Linked DNA regions of Homo sapiens: region 2 is linked to region 1. Evidence: chromatin contacts called from ENCODE Hi-C or POLR2A ChIA-PET data. All regions are on one chromosome and are shown on one strand. The core of a region is the stretch at or near the end of the contact, and the rest is flanking DNA. Distances in the headings are between cores, read along the strand shown. Region 1 holds the start of CCNF (cyclin F). Region 2 overlaps TBC1D24 (TBC1 domain family member 24).

Region 1 (6,260 bases), core at 1,875-4,374:
TTCCTTCTCTAGAATCCCCTGCCCAGATGGTTTGTCCATCCAGTGCACTCCCTCCCAGGGCAGGCCATGCCGCCCAACGCACCCTGAGATGCGAGATGCAGCAAAGCAGTGGCTCTGCAGAACTTCGGGTAGAGTTTGGATGGGTGCGTGGAGGTTTCCACACATGTGTGCAGATCCCTTGGAAAGCAGGATAGAGCCAGAAACAGAGAGGAGGGTGCCCGTAGGCCGCTGGGGGCTGGCTCCCATGGTCACATGCAAGAGTGAAGCTTCATGGAGACCATGATTCTAAACTCACACCTGGCCTCACAGGTGGTAATGTCACTGTTCTTCTGAAGGAAGGAGGAAATAAATATTGACAAGTTTGCTAGCCTAAGTCGGGATGTCACAATATTTAAATATTTGGATGTGTGGGCTTTCATCCTCTTCCCTGGCTCCTGCAAATTTAGGGCTGCATGTGATCCTATATCCACCCATGAAGTGGACAGCGCCCCACCTCCCACATGGGTAGACTGGCTTAGAGGCAGCCAGTAACTTCCCACATCAACAGACAGGGGAGCCAGGGTTGCACTGGGGCAGAGGTTCTCGCAGTGGGGTCCCAGCAGTAGCAGCACCATCAGGAAACTTGTTAGAAATGTAGGTTCTTGGGCCCCACCCAAAACTTACTGAATCAGAAATGCCTGGGGCAGGGCCAGCAATCCATGTTGCAAGAAGCCCTACAGCAGGTACTCTGGCGCAGCTCCAGCATGAGAACCACTGAGCAGAGGCCCCATGGGCGCCAGACCATCACACTGTCCAGATGCAGATGGATGTGGCCACATGCCTTTGTCATGTACACTCACCTCTCTTCTGAGACGGGCTCCATCCCGTGGCCTTTCTCTCTCTGTGGAGTTCACTCTGCCCCTTGCCACAGGCCCCTCAGCTCCTCTCTGGGAAGTGCAGATGCTGGTCTCTGCCCCTTCTCAGCCAGGACTCAGGAAAGGGTCATGCACAGGCCTTGCCTATGGTTCCTGCACCCCTTGCCCAGAACAACGGCGTTGCACACCCATGGTCGCCAACCCACCCTCCTCAGTCCTCGTTTCAGGTGACTGCTCCCTGTGATGAAAGCCACTCCCTGGGCTCCCATATCCAGCTCTCATTCCTCCCATGCCCCTCTCTGCCTCCACTGAAGGCCCATCTTCTTCTCTGAATGTGGGATTTCTCAGGCTCCCAAGCTACTTCACTTTCCCTTCTCTCCCCTGCCCCTCACTACCCATAACGTTTTCAACCGACACCTCATTCCACCAGGAATTTCCCTGAGCTCCTAACAGTTTAGACTTTTCCAACAAGGTCTCACCTTCCTGAAGCCCAGTGGGAAACGGGCCCACACCCTGGAGGAGCCACTTATCACCCCAGGGCAGCCCTGGAGGCTCCCACTGCCAGTGCAGGGTGTGGGGCGAGAGCAGGCATGGCTGCAGTCAAGACAACTCCTGCTCCCTGAAAAAGAAATTTGCCTGTCCATGTTGAAAGGAGAGTGATCAGGACACAAAGCACAGGATAGAGCTAAACAACAACCTAGGGACCAAGGATGCTGTTCTAGATTCTAGAGGCAGCTGGTGTGGCTAATGTGCTCATGGCTGGCTCTAGTTGATTAATCCCTTCAAGATGCTATGGAAGCTAACCCTGAAAGTGCACCTCTGCCCTAGGGGGAGACAGGTAACAGTGACAAAGTAGGAAACAGTAACCCAGGAGGACAAAAGTGAGATAAGGGGATAATAAATCTGGGGGCTGAGAACATGGGACATCTGGGGAGCAGGCCCCAAACTCGCTCAGCCTGTCCTCTCTTCACCCTCCTTCACCCGCTTCCTGATTCCGGGACAGGGAATATTCCCAACTTCCAGACCCTCTCTGGGGCCACGGACTCTTCTGTACCCTGTGCTGTGATCACCTGTTTACTCTGTCTCTTGCCCCAGGCCGGCTGAAGCCTGCACGCCAGGGCTCCTGTCTGTGTGCCCAGGGCAGGCCCAGTACTTGAAGGAGTTCTATGGGGACCCGGAAGGATGGAAGGGTGCAGACTGAGGGAAGCGTGAGGGAGGGGTGGGCAGCCTTGGCCCAGGCCCCTGCCTTCCCCAGGAAAAGCCCCCTCTGTCCTCCACCAGACAGTCAGGAGGCTGCGAGTCTTCCCCTTGACAGCCTGTGCCGTAAAAGGGGTGCGGTGTGGCTGACTCCTGAAGGACAGCTCAGATGGGCACTGCCCAAGACAAGAGTGAGCAGATACGACACTTCCCGCGGCGAGCAGCTCCAGGTAGCAGCCGAGGAGGCCAGACAGGGGGCAGCATCTGGCCAAAGTGATGGGGAGGGCTTGCCCCGGGGCTGGAGCACTGAGGCGTCCAGGGTGCGCCACGTTTCGCGGGAAGAAGGGGTCAGCGTTCCGCGGGGGAGACTTCCCAGCGTCAGCTCCGACCTCCTCTTTCTCTACCACGATCCCGGCCAGCATCCCCGCCCAGCAGCGGCTCAGCCACAAACCCAAGGGTCTCCACCTGAAGCAGGCGGCGGAAGGGAAGGCCGTGCAAGCTGGGGGTGAGGGTCGCGGGCCCAGGAGCGACCCCGGGACCCGGGCAGGGCACGGCCTCGTCTTAGAAGCGCCACGTCGAGGCTGTCCCAGGCTGGATCACGGCCGCGACTGCGAGGGACGCCAAGGAGTCCTCTTTCCCCTGGCCGCAGGCGTGCGCCTTCGCAGCCCATCTGGCACCGCAGATGCCGGTCGCCGGGGTCAGCGGCGAAGCCCGAACCCATGCGGCCGGGAGGGGACGCCCACAAACCCCTGCCCGCCGGCCGGGAAGCGCTCCTACGGGACCCCAGCCCCGTTGGGGAGGCGGGGCGGCCACGCGGGTTCCACCAATCAGCGGCCAATGTTCGAATTCGCGTCCTGGCGCGGCCAATGGCGGGTCCCGGAGCAGGCGGGGAGGGCGTGGAGGGCGGTAAATGAGGCGAGCACAGGGCGGGACATGGGCGGGGCCGGCGGCGGCCCCCCCGGGCAGGCCAATGGGAGGGCCGGGTGCGTTTGAAAACTGGGGTGGGCGGCGGGGCGGGGTCTGCGCCTGCGCGAGGGCTACGCGCGCTCCGGCCGGGGCGCGGGCGCGCTCTCAGGCGGGCTCCGGCGGCAGCGACGCGAGCGCGGCGATGGGGAGCGGCGGCGGTGAGTGCGGGGCGATGTCCGCTGGTTTCTGCCCCACACCCCTTCTGCCTGCCCTGCGGGGCGGACGGTGGGTCCCGCGGGAGGGGAGGCCCTGGCGGCCTGAAGAGGGCTGGCTCGAGCTCTTTAACCCGGGGCGGATGTCGCGTCCCGCGCAGGGAGCCCCGGCGGCCGGGCGCGCGGTTTAAATGCCCGGCGGGCGCCCGAGCCCCTCGGAGCCTTCCCCCGCGGCGACGTTTTCCGGCCCTTTCCTGGGGCAACGATCGGGTCCCGGGGCAGCGATCCGGCGATCGGGTCCCGGGGCGGCGATCGGGTCTCGGGGAGCCAAACACCAGCGCCTCCTGGTCGGGGAAAGGGCTGCGGAGCGCGTGGGGGCGAAGCGATCCCGCAGCCCGGCCGGGCCCTGACCGAGCCTCAGTCCAGCGGGGCCGTGGACCTAGCTCTGTGGAAAGCAGCGTTCGGCCCCGCGCGCGTTGAGGCACAGGAAACACGAACTGTGGTTTCAGCTATTATCATAGTATCTGTCCTGGAGCCGGAGAATGAGGAATATTTTATGGAGAGGTCTATAGAATCTTTGAGAATTCGTCGCCCTGGAATACGTTTGGCTTTTGCAGCTGATTTAATTGCTAACAGGAAGACCCCGGTCAAGAGAGGGGAGCCGGGAGCAATCGCTAGGAAGTCCTAGCAAGGCGGGGAGGGATTTGGGCCCACAGAGGGGAGTGGCGCTTCCTTTCAGGACTGGAAGGAAGGATGGATAGAAAGGTAGATTTGTAGATGGGGAGGCAGGATCCTGAGGTTCCTGTCTGAGGGCTTCTGTTTCCCTGTGAAATAAGGGCTAAGGTCATCTGCTTAGAGTGAGGAAGGGGTTGCTGGAGTAGGAGTTGGAAAATCCGGCTGTGGGAAGAGGAGAGAGCACATCTGAGAAGCATGTCCGGGCTGCCTGCCTGGTGGGTGGAATGCCCGTCTCACCTTTAATGATTGCATCTGTACACAAACCTACAGGTCTAGGTTTGTGTTGGGACCTGAGCAACAACCTTACTGCGTAGCTGTCAACTCCGCATTCTACAATAGAGGGCACACTGAGACTCTGCAGAGCTGAGACTTGGACGCACACTGCCCCGGCCTCCAAGTCTGTGGCTTCTCTCCAGGGCCGACCCTTCTAATTTGGACTTGAAAACCAGACTCTTCAAGCCCACAGATCTTTATTGAACATTATGCACCTTGGTCACGTGTGCAAAAAGCAAAGCTATCCAGCAAAGGCCCCAGGAGTTTTCCTGAGAGTGAAATAGAAGGAAAACCGTCCTCAGCTTCGGCAGCTTTTTCCCCTTCCTGCCTGTCATGTGGGCTCTGGATCAGAAAGTTTCCCAATAGCCAAGTTACATGACATGCGCTATTTGCCATAAATATTTGTTGAATATTTGAAAATGAATGATCTCTTCTGTAATTTGTGCAATGCCACTCCTTTACATAATCTTTGTTTGGGACAAGAAGCATAGTTCCATCTTTTGTGGCACAGGGAATAGTAACCATTAGATCATCTTCAGATGTAACTTTTATCCTTTTTTTTTCCCTTCAAGGGTGTGTATATAGAATAATTTTTCATCTTATCAAGGCTTCTGTCTTTTTTTCCTTCAGTGGTCCACTGTAGGTGTGCCAAGTGTTTCTGTTATCCTACAAAGCGAAGAATAAGGAGGAGGCCCCGAAACCTGACCATCTTGAGTCTCCCCGAAGATGTGCTCTTTCACATCCTGAAATGGCTTTCTGTAGAGGACATCCTGGCCGTCCGAGCTGTAAGTCCCTGCATGAAAACACTATGAGCCCTAGCATTGTTGATTATACCATCAGGCCTTGTGTTCTTAACTGTCAGAACAAAACTTTGGCTAAAAAAGAGGTTGGGGCAGAGGCCAGGCACGGTGGCTCATGCCTTAATCCTAGCACTTTGGGAGGCCGAAGGGGGGTGGATCACCTGAGGTCAGGAGTTCCAGACCAGCCTGGCCAACTTGGCAAAACCCCCATCTCTACTAAAAATACAAAAATTAGCCGGGCGTGGTGTCTCACGCCTGTAATCCCAGCTACTAGGGAGGCTGAGGCGGGAAAATTGCTTGAACCTGGGAGGCAGAGCTTGCAGTGAGCCGAGATCACATCATTGCACTCCAGCCTGGGCGACAGAGCGAGACTCTGTCTCAAAAAAAAAAAAAAAAAAAGGAGGGCAAAAAGGAAACAAGGATGATATCATTACCAGATGCTTTCTTTAAGACATTCTGATTACAGAAATTCCTACTGCTGTCTCCTAGCACACTAAAATTGCCTCTGTTCATTGCAGTGTCAACAAAGAAAGTACCTTTTTTTTTTTTGAGACAGAGTCTCGCTCTGCCACCCAGGCTGGAGTGCAGTAGCGCAATCTCGGCTCACTGCAAGTTCCGCCTCCCAGGTTCATGCCATTCTCCTACCTCAGCCTTCCGAGTAGCTGGGACTACAGGCACCCGCCACCACGCCCGGCTAATTTATTGTATTTTTAGTAGAGTTGGGGTTTCACTGTGTTAGCCAGGATGGTCTCTATCTCTTGACCTCGTGATCCGCCCGCCTCGGCCTCCCAAAGTGCTGGGATTACAGGCATGAGCCACTGCACCCGGCTGAAAGTACCCTTTTATGGCAGTGAAATTTGCATCCCTTAAAAAATAGGATAGTGTTTAAAAGAATAAGAATACATTCTTGAGGACAAATTCCATGTAACATTTAACACTGAAATGGACTCTAGGAGTTATTTTCTAGATATTGGAACCATAGGCTTACTTTGAGTGACTTAACCTAGAGTATATAGTGGATTCATGGGGAAATGCCAGCAAGAACCCATTTTCTGACTCCCAAAGCCACCTCCATTGCAGGTGCGACACACTTTATGGACCCCAGGGGGTGCTGAATTTCCAATGGCAGTGGAAACTTTGGTGCTTAAAGTGTTCACCTGTGCTCCAGGTCCTGGCCTGGACACTCCTGCGTTGGCCCAGCGCTTAGGCTCCGGGTTCTACCTGAGACCTCCATCATGGGTGTTGTTCTTTGCCCTGAGTCCCTGTGACCTGTTTCCACACTC
Region 2 (6,260 bases), core at 2,698-5,197, 58 kb after region 1:
AGGCGGCAGGACTTCTCCCTCTCCCCTCGGCCGTTCTCGTGCCTCGGGCTCACTTCCTCGTGCAGTTTATCCATATGGCTGAGACAGGAGCGTGGGGTTGGCGGGCGGGAGTTGGGGCTTGGCAAGACGGTCCAGGCTGAGCTGGCAAGAGAGAAAAGCCAGAGTGGCTGGTGGATGCGGGGAGTCACAGCTCCGAGTGGGAGGAGGGCGCTGAGGGCTCTAGGAGAGGGTATGGGCAGGTGTATGAATGTGCAGCCTCTGGAGTGGGTAGAGTGGTTTTCTGGAATGCCCGGGGACTGGATAAAAAGGTAGAGATGTAAAGGCTTTTAAAGTTCTAGAGGCCACGGAGCTTTCCAGCCAGGACGGTGAACTTGGCCCTCAAGGGAGGGCAGCACAGAGAGGAAGGCCCTGAGCTGGAGAGAGAGGAGGCGGGTGGTGATGGGGAGAGCCCGGCTGCTGCTCGGCCCAGAGGAGGAAGGGTACGTTCGGGAGAGGATGAAGACTTGGGAGTGGTGTGTTTGCTGTAGACAATTTCCAGAGCAAGAAGGCAGGCTGGGAGCAGGGGCCGGGGGTAAAAGGCAGATAGCAAGGTAAGGAGGTGTGGGGGAAGACCAGCGGCTGTGCTCACCGTGGTTAGTGACACTGTCACCATCCAGCCCCGGTCAGACATGGTCCTATAGCTGAGGGTCTCACCAGGCAGTGGGGGCACAGGTCAGGGGAATGGGATCGCCAGAGGAGCATTCTCAAAATGTGCCTGTGCAGGCATCTCCCACCCCTGACATTCTGCATGGGAGGACCAGGGGGTGGCCACCCTACATGCAGCAGACCCCTGGTGGTCATTCTCCTCTCAGCCTCCCGTCCTCCCCTCCCCACCTCACCACCCCCAGTGGATGTTTCTGATGGCTGTGGCCTCTGCACATGCCCTCCAGGCTGCCACACCACAGATCTTTCTGGAATAAAAGCTTGATCTCACCTCTCCACCCCAGTACTCTGGTGGTGCCCTGTCACTATCGGGATGGAGTGGTGAGCAGGCCTTGTTACCCAGTTCCCCACCCCCACTGCTTAGAGCAAGTCTTGTATTTCCCTGCTGCTGAGTGCAGATCCTCCCCCTGCCACCCCAACGCCCAGTCTGCCCTGCCAACCCCAGCACGCTGTAACCGCCTTCTAGAAGGGCTTCCGGAACCCATCCAGCTCCCTGGGGCATGCGACCACCCCGGGGCCTCTCTGCTTCTACACATGTCTACAAAGCCACTTTCTGACCTCACTGTCAGGTGACCGATTTCTCTCTCAGCTCTTCCTAGCTCAGTGCCAGGCACCTAGGAGGCACTCAGGAGAAGGTTCCAGAAAGAACGGGTACACCTGAGTGCACAGACAAGTCCAGTGGCTCTCTTCCGTCGTGGTCCACTGTGCCAGCTCCATTGTTCCAGGGCTGAGGCCTAGGGCGGTGGGGCTATATGGCAGGAGGAGTGTCTGCACTTTGGGCCTCTGCCTGGGATTTATTTGTGTCTCTGAGGCATCCAGCAGACTCTTGGAGGACAGGATGAGGTGTTCCCTGGCCTTTCCCAGCACGTAGGTGGGAGGCCTGGGCCCCTCATGAAGAAATCAGACTTGGCGTGGACTTGCAAGGAAGGTCCCCCAGCCGGAGGAGGCGTCATCCCCTCCCTGGGGCTGAATGCTGGGGCCACCTCTCCCCTCATGCCTGCCATCCACACCCCGCTCCAGGTCTGCTTTTAGGCCCCAGTCCCTGCCCCATCTAGTGTGTTCTTCCAGCCTCCCTCCACCTACTCTCCCAGCACCTCTGTGATGTTGTGAAATATCTATTTGGTCTTTGTCCTTGTTTAGTGACATACAACTCCTGAAATCCTCAGAATCTCCGTGGTGCTCTTTCTGTGCGCTGGTGTTGACTGATAGCTTCCGGGTGGCGCTGGTCACTGGAAAGACCAAGGCAGGATTAGCGGGTTAGAACTTTCAGCCCCACCCCCAACCGCGGGGAGGGGAGAGGTCCAGAGGTGGAAGGTCAAGTTGATTGCCAGTGGGGTAATCAGTTATGCCTACTTAACAAGGGCTCCATGTCAACCCTAGAAGACAGGACTTGGAGAGCTTCTGGACAGCTGAATAGGAGGGAGTGCCTGGAGGGCAGCACCGTGTCCCTCTCCCGTACCTCACCCTAAAGGTCTCTTCATCTGTGTCCTTTGTAACAACCTTTATAATAAACTAGTGAATGTAAGTGTTTCCCTGAGTTCTGTGAGCTGCTCCAGCAAATTCATTGAACCCAAAGCAGGGGTTGTGGGAACCCCAACTTGAAGTTGGTTGCTGAGAAGTTCCAGAGGCCTGGACTTCTGACTGGTGTCTGGAGACGTGGGGGGCTTGTGGGATCTGAGCTATCTCCAGGTAGATGTCTCCCGGTGTCGGGATTGAATTGGAGGACACCCTGCGGGCGCCCGCTGCAGAATGGATTGCTTGCTGCCGGGAGAAACCCCCGCATCTTCTGGGTCGCAGATCCTGTGCCGATTGCGGTGCTGGCGTCAGAGCAGAGGAAAACGTGGTATGAGAGTTTTTCCAAAGAGTCCAGACACGCTTCCAGGCCCTCTCAGCCACCCCCACACCGTCCCTACCATTCCCACCTGGCCCGCTGCTGCCTGTGCCCCAGGGTTTCCGGGCACTCCGAGCTTCCCTGGCAGGCAACAAAGCTCTCATCCCTGGATCTTGCGGATCTCGCGCCCGGGCTGGAATGCCTGTGCTGCCCTCCCCTGCCTGGCGGGTGGGGTCGGTGCTCAGGAGCGGGTGGGGCCTGCCGGTCTCCCTAGCCCACCACCAGGTTTCCTCTGTATCCCCGCAGCACTTGGCAAGGTCCAGGGGCTTCCGTGGGGAGCGAGATTGTTTTGGATCCCGCCAGGGGAGCCCACTGAGAGGAGCCTGCATCTCCTATCACGTGAAGCCCGCAGGGGCCACAGCACCTCCTTCCTGTGGTCCCTAGCTGCGGGCGTTGGCGTTCCCCACCCATGGGGCCCGGCCTCATTTCCTCTTCCTCTTCATTCCCGGTCCCACTCCCAGGAAATGGTGAGGGATTGCTCAGACCAGATGGGAAGAAGTGAGACGAGCGGCAGCTGACGCCCATGCCCTGTTCTGTGGCCCGTGACTGAGGTCCAGCCACACAGAACCCCGCGTCCTTGATAGCTTGTCAGCTGCTGGGACGGGGGCTGTTCTTGTGGCCAGGATGTGTGTGGTGGTCAGGCCAGGGCAGGATGGGGCCCAGGCCTGCAACCCCAGCTCTTCAACCTGGAGTCCTAGCGAACACTGACCTACGTTGGGACAGGGCTGCCTCTTGCCCAGGGGGCTGCAGTTGGCCCCTTGGTGGCATCTGGGAGTGTGTGGGAGTGCCTTCTGTGCTGTGGGCCTCATCCCCAGGGCTCTACCTCCAGCCTGAGCTGCTCTGGCATTTGCCTAAGAAGCATCTGTATCGAAACTGGCTTTGAAAACTTCACAGTGGAGCTTCCCTGGGCTGGAATTCTCTGTTTGTCGCTCGCCCCCGCCTCCAGCATCCCCAAGTGGCCTGGGCTCTGACTGCCACTGTCAGGCCACGGTCCTGTGGGATCCAACCCTGAGCCATCTCTGGGGGTCCCCTCATCTTCTCCACCCTCCCGGTCTAGACTCTGCCTTCCTTTCTCCCTGGCTTCTCTGTCCCAACCCTTCCTCCTCCAGGGCCACCAGGGGGATTTTTGTAAACGCAGATCTGATCGGGTCACCTGCCTAGACTTTCCTCCTACCCCGTGTGGGGACACCCGCCTCTTAGCGCATCCCAGCCCCTCAGCACTGCCAGGGCCGCCCAGCTCGCCTTCGCCCACTCTTGCCTCCACATCTGAGGGGCACCGTCCCCACCCACAGGCTGCCTCCACACCTTTCCGCCCCTTCCACAGCAGCAGGCACAGCCCTGCCCGTGGGGTTCCCCTAGCACTTCCCCAGCTGCCGTGGTTGACAGCCTTCTCTCAAGCCGCCTCTCCCTGGCACAGAGGCGGCACCTCAGTGGAGGTCTGTCATGTGACTAACTGCAGGACGAGGGAGCCGCGGTCGTATGCTGCCTCCTCACGTTTGCTGTGACCTGGGACAGGAGCGGTCCCCAGGAAGGGAGGCACGGTGTCGGGGTTGGTGTTGGCCGTGTTAAAATGTCATCAATGAGGCTAAATGTGTGTTCTGTCTTTGTACATGAAAGAGAGTTTGTTTTCAAATCCGGTTGTTTGGGAAAATCACATTCCCCTCTGAAGAAGCGAGACGTGCAGAGGCCTCGTGACTCAGGCTGTCAGGCCTGGAGTTTGGTGCTGGAGTTTTGTGCTGGAGTTTGGTGTTGGAGTTTGGTGTTGGAGTTTGGTGCTGGAGTTTGGTGCTGGAGTTTGGTGCTGGAGTTTGGTGCTGGAGTTTGGTGTTGGAGTTTGGTGTTTGGGGATGGCAGGTGGTGTTACTAGTGGCAGCCTTGCCGGGGTGGCCTGTGTCTCCAGGACTCGTGGGAGGGCCCTGGTACTAGAAGTGGCCGAGTGCCCTGAAGTCCCAGACCTGCGTGGGTCCTGCCTGTGCTCAGGGACCCTCTGGAGCCTCTCTCGGAGGTCCTCGCTGTCCCAGGATGAAGGGAGATGGAGCAGCAACAGCAGCCAGCAGCTGTGGGGTTGTGTTCCGCCCCGAGGCTGGGGTGAGCTGCTTGTCTGCTGGAGCGAAGGGGCCAGCTGCCCCGCTGGGGCCCCTCCTGCCCCGTTCTCCAGTGAGGATCTACTTCCTCCCACATCCATGCTACCTCCCACCTGCCTCCTGGCTAGAAATTAGCTCAGGGTGCCACACTCTTGACAGACGGCCCGCCTCCCAGCCCTGGCCGCCTTCCTCTTCCTGTGGGCGCCTTCAGGGGGTTTGCTGCCAGGGACGGATTTGGGGGTTTCTTGGAGCTCCCATGGAGTGAGGACATAGGCTGCTGTTGGGTGTTCCTGGCTGAACACTGGTCAACTGGCAGGAACTGCCCTCCCTGGGAAGGCTGCTGGGGCTGTGGCGGGGTGGGGGTCTGCAAGCCTGTAGCCATTTAAAGGGCCCCTCCTCACATGTGGTAGAGCCAGAACTGTGCCCTGTGGCCAGAGGGCACGGTGGTCACATGCGTCAGATGACATATCAAGATAACATTTTGGGGAAATAGAAATCGCTTATACTCATTACTCATTCGCACATAGCTTTTTTTTTTTTTTTTTTTTTTTTTTTTGTGGGATGGAGTCTCGCTCTGTCGCCAGGCTGGAGTGCAGTGTGCAGTGGTGCAATCTCGGCTCACTGGAAGCTCTGCCTCCCGGGTTCACACTACTCTCCTGCCTTAGCCTCCTGAGTAGGTGGGACTACAGGCGCCCGCCACCACACCTAGCTAATTTTTGGATTTAGTAGAAATGGGGTTTCACCATGTTAGCCAGGATTACAGGTGTGAGCCACCGCACCTGGCTGCTTTTTTTTTTTTTTTTTGAAATATTTGGCCGGGCGCGGTGGCTCACGCCTGTAATCCCAGCACTTTGGGAGGCCGAGGCGGGTGGATCACGAGGTCAGGAGATCGAGACCATCCTGGCTAACACGGTGAAACCCCGTCTCTACTAAAAATACAAAAAAAAAAAAAAAATTAGCTGAGCGTGGTGGCGCGTGCCTGTAGTCCCAGCTACTTGGGAGGCTGAGGCAGAAGAATCACTTGAACCCGGGAGGCAGAGGTTGCAGTGTGCCGAGATCGTGCCACTGTATTCCAGCTTGGGTGACAGAGTGAGACTCCTTCTCAAAAAAAAAAAAAAACAAGAAAGAAATATTTGCTTTGGAGCAGGAACAGAGTGAGACCCTGTCTCAAAATGAATGAATGAGGCATGGCCCAATGGCTCACGCCTGTAATCCCAGCACTTTGGGAGGCTGAGGCGGGCGGATCACGAGGTCAGGAGTTCGAGATCAGCCTGGCCAACATGGTGAAATCCCATCTCTACTAAAAATACAAAAAAATTAGCCGGGCGTGGTGGTGGGCGTCTGTAGTCCCAGCTACTCGGGAGGCTGAGGCAGGAGAATGGTGTGAACCCGGTAGGCGGAGTTTGCAGGGAGCCGAGATCGCGCCACTGCACTCCAGCTTGGGCGACAGAGCCAGACTCTGTCTCAAAAAATAAATAAATAATAAATAAATAAATAAACGAGCGAACAAATGAATACAAACATTTGCTTCTGATCTGCAGGTACCTTGAGCTCTCAAACAGGCGTGGCGTTTATGAGGAAAG

Evidence for each region. A loop is a pair of places that touch in the nucleus more often than their neighbours do. ChIA-PET counts read pairs that join two places held with the same protein, here RNA polymerase II (POLR2A). Pooled maps may share reads with other maps.
Region 2: a loop to region 1 is called in a map of CD8-positive, alpha-beta T cell, with 14 times the contacts of the local background. The contact joins the enhancer-like site here to the promoter of CCNF in region 1. A Hi-C loop is called at or near these places in 39 of 168 maps with a recorded cell type or tissue (B cell, CD14-positive monocyte, CD4-positive, alpha-beta T cell and 23 more), 28 of 37 single-sample maps with no recorded cell type and 32 of 50 pooled maps. POLR2A ChIA-PET finds 5 or more read pairs at or near these places in 16 of 52 experiments (A549, CD4-positive, alpha-beta memory T cell, Caco-2 and 13 more).

Annotation. Positions count from the first base shown.
Region 1 is chr16:2,426,323-2,432,582 of GRCh38, forward strand. CCNF (cyclin F) reads left to right here and starts at 3,125. Exons shown (of 17, transcript NM_001761.3): 1 at 3,125-3,175; 2 at 4,808-4,962. The coding sequence starts at 3,160. It also overlaps the pseudogene ABCA17P. RefSeq lists enhancers at 2,186-2,765, 2,201-2,380 and silencers at 2,591-3,440, 3,451-3,500.
Region 2 is chr16:2,483,289-2,489,548 of GRCh38, forward strand. All of the region lies in intron 1 of TBC1D24 (TBC1 domain family member 24), which reads left to right. Among named protein-coding and RNA genes, the nearest start is that of TBC1D24, 11 kb to the left of the region's middle. RefSeq lists enhancers at 1-85, 86-585. Within about 2 kb of position 3,948, at least 13 of the 41 ENCODE cell types and tissues checked have a DNase peak (open chromatin) inside an H3K27ac peak, as active enhancers do; they include B cell, CD14-positive monocyte, CD8-positive, alpha-beta T cell and 5 more, where a contact is called at or near this core.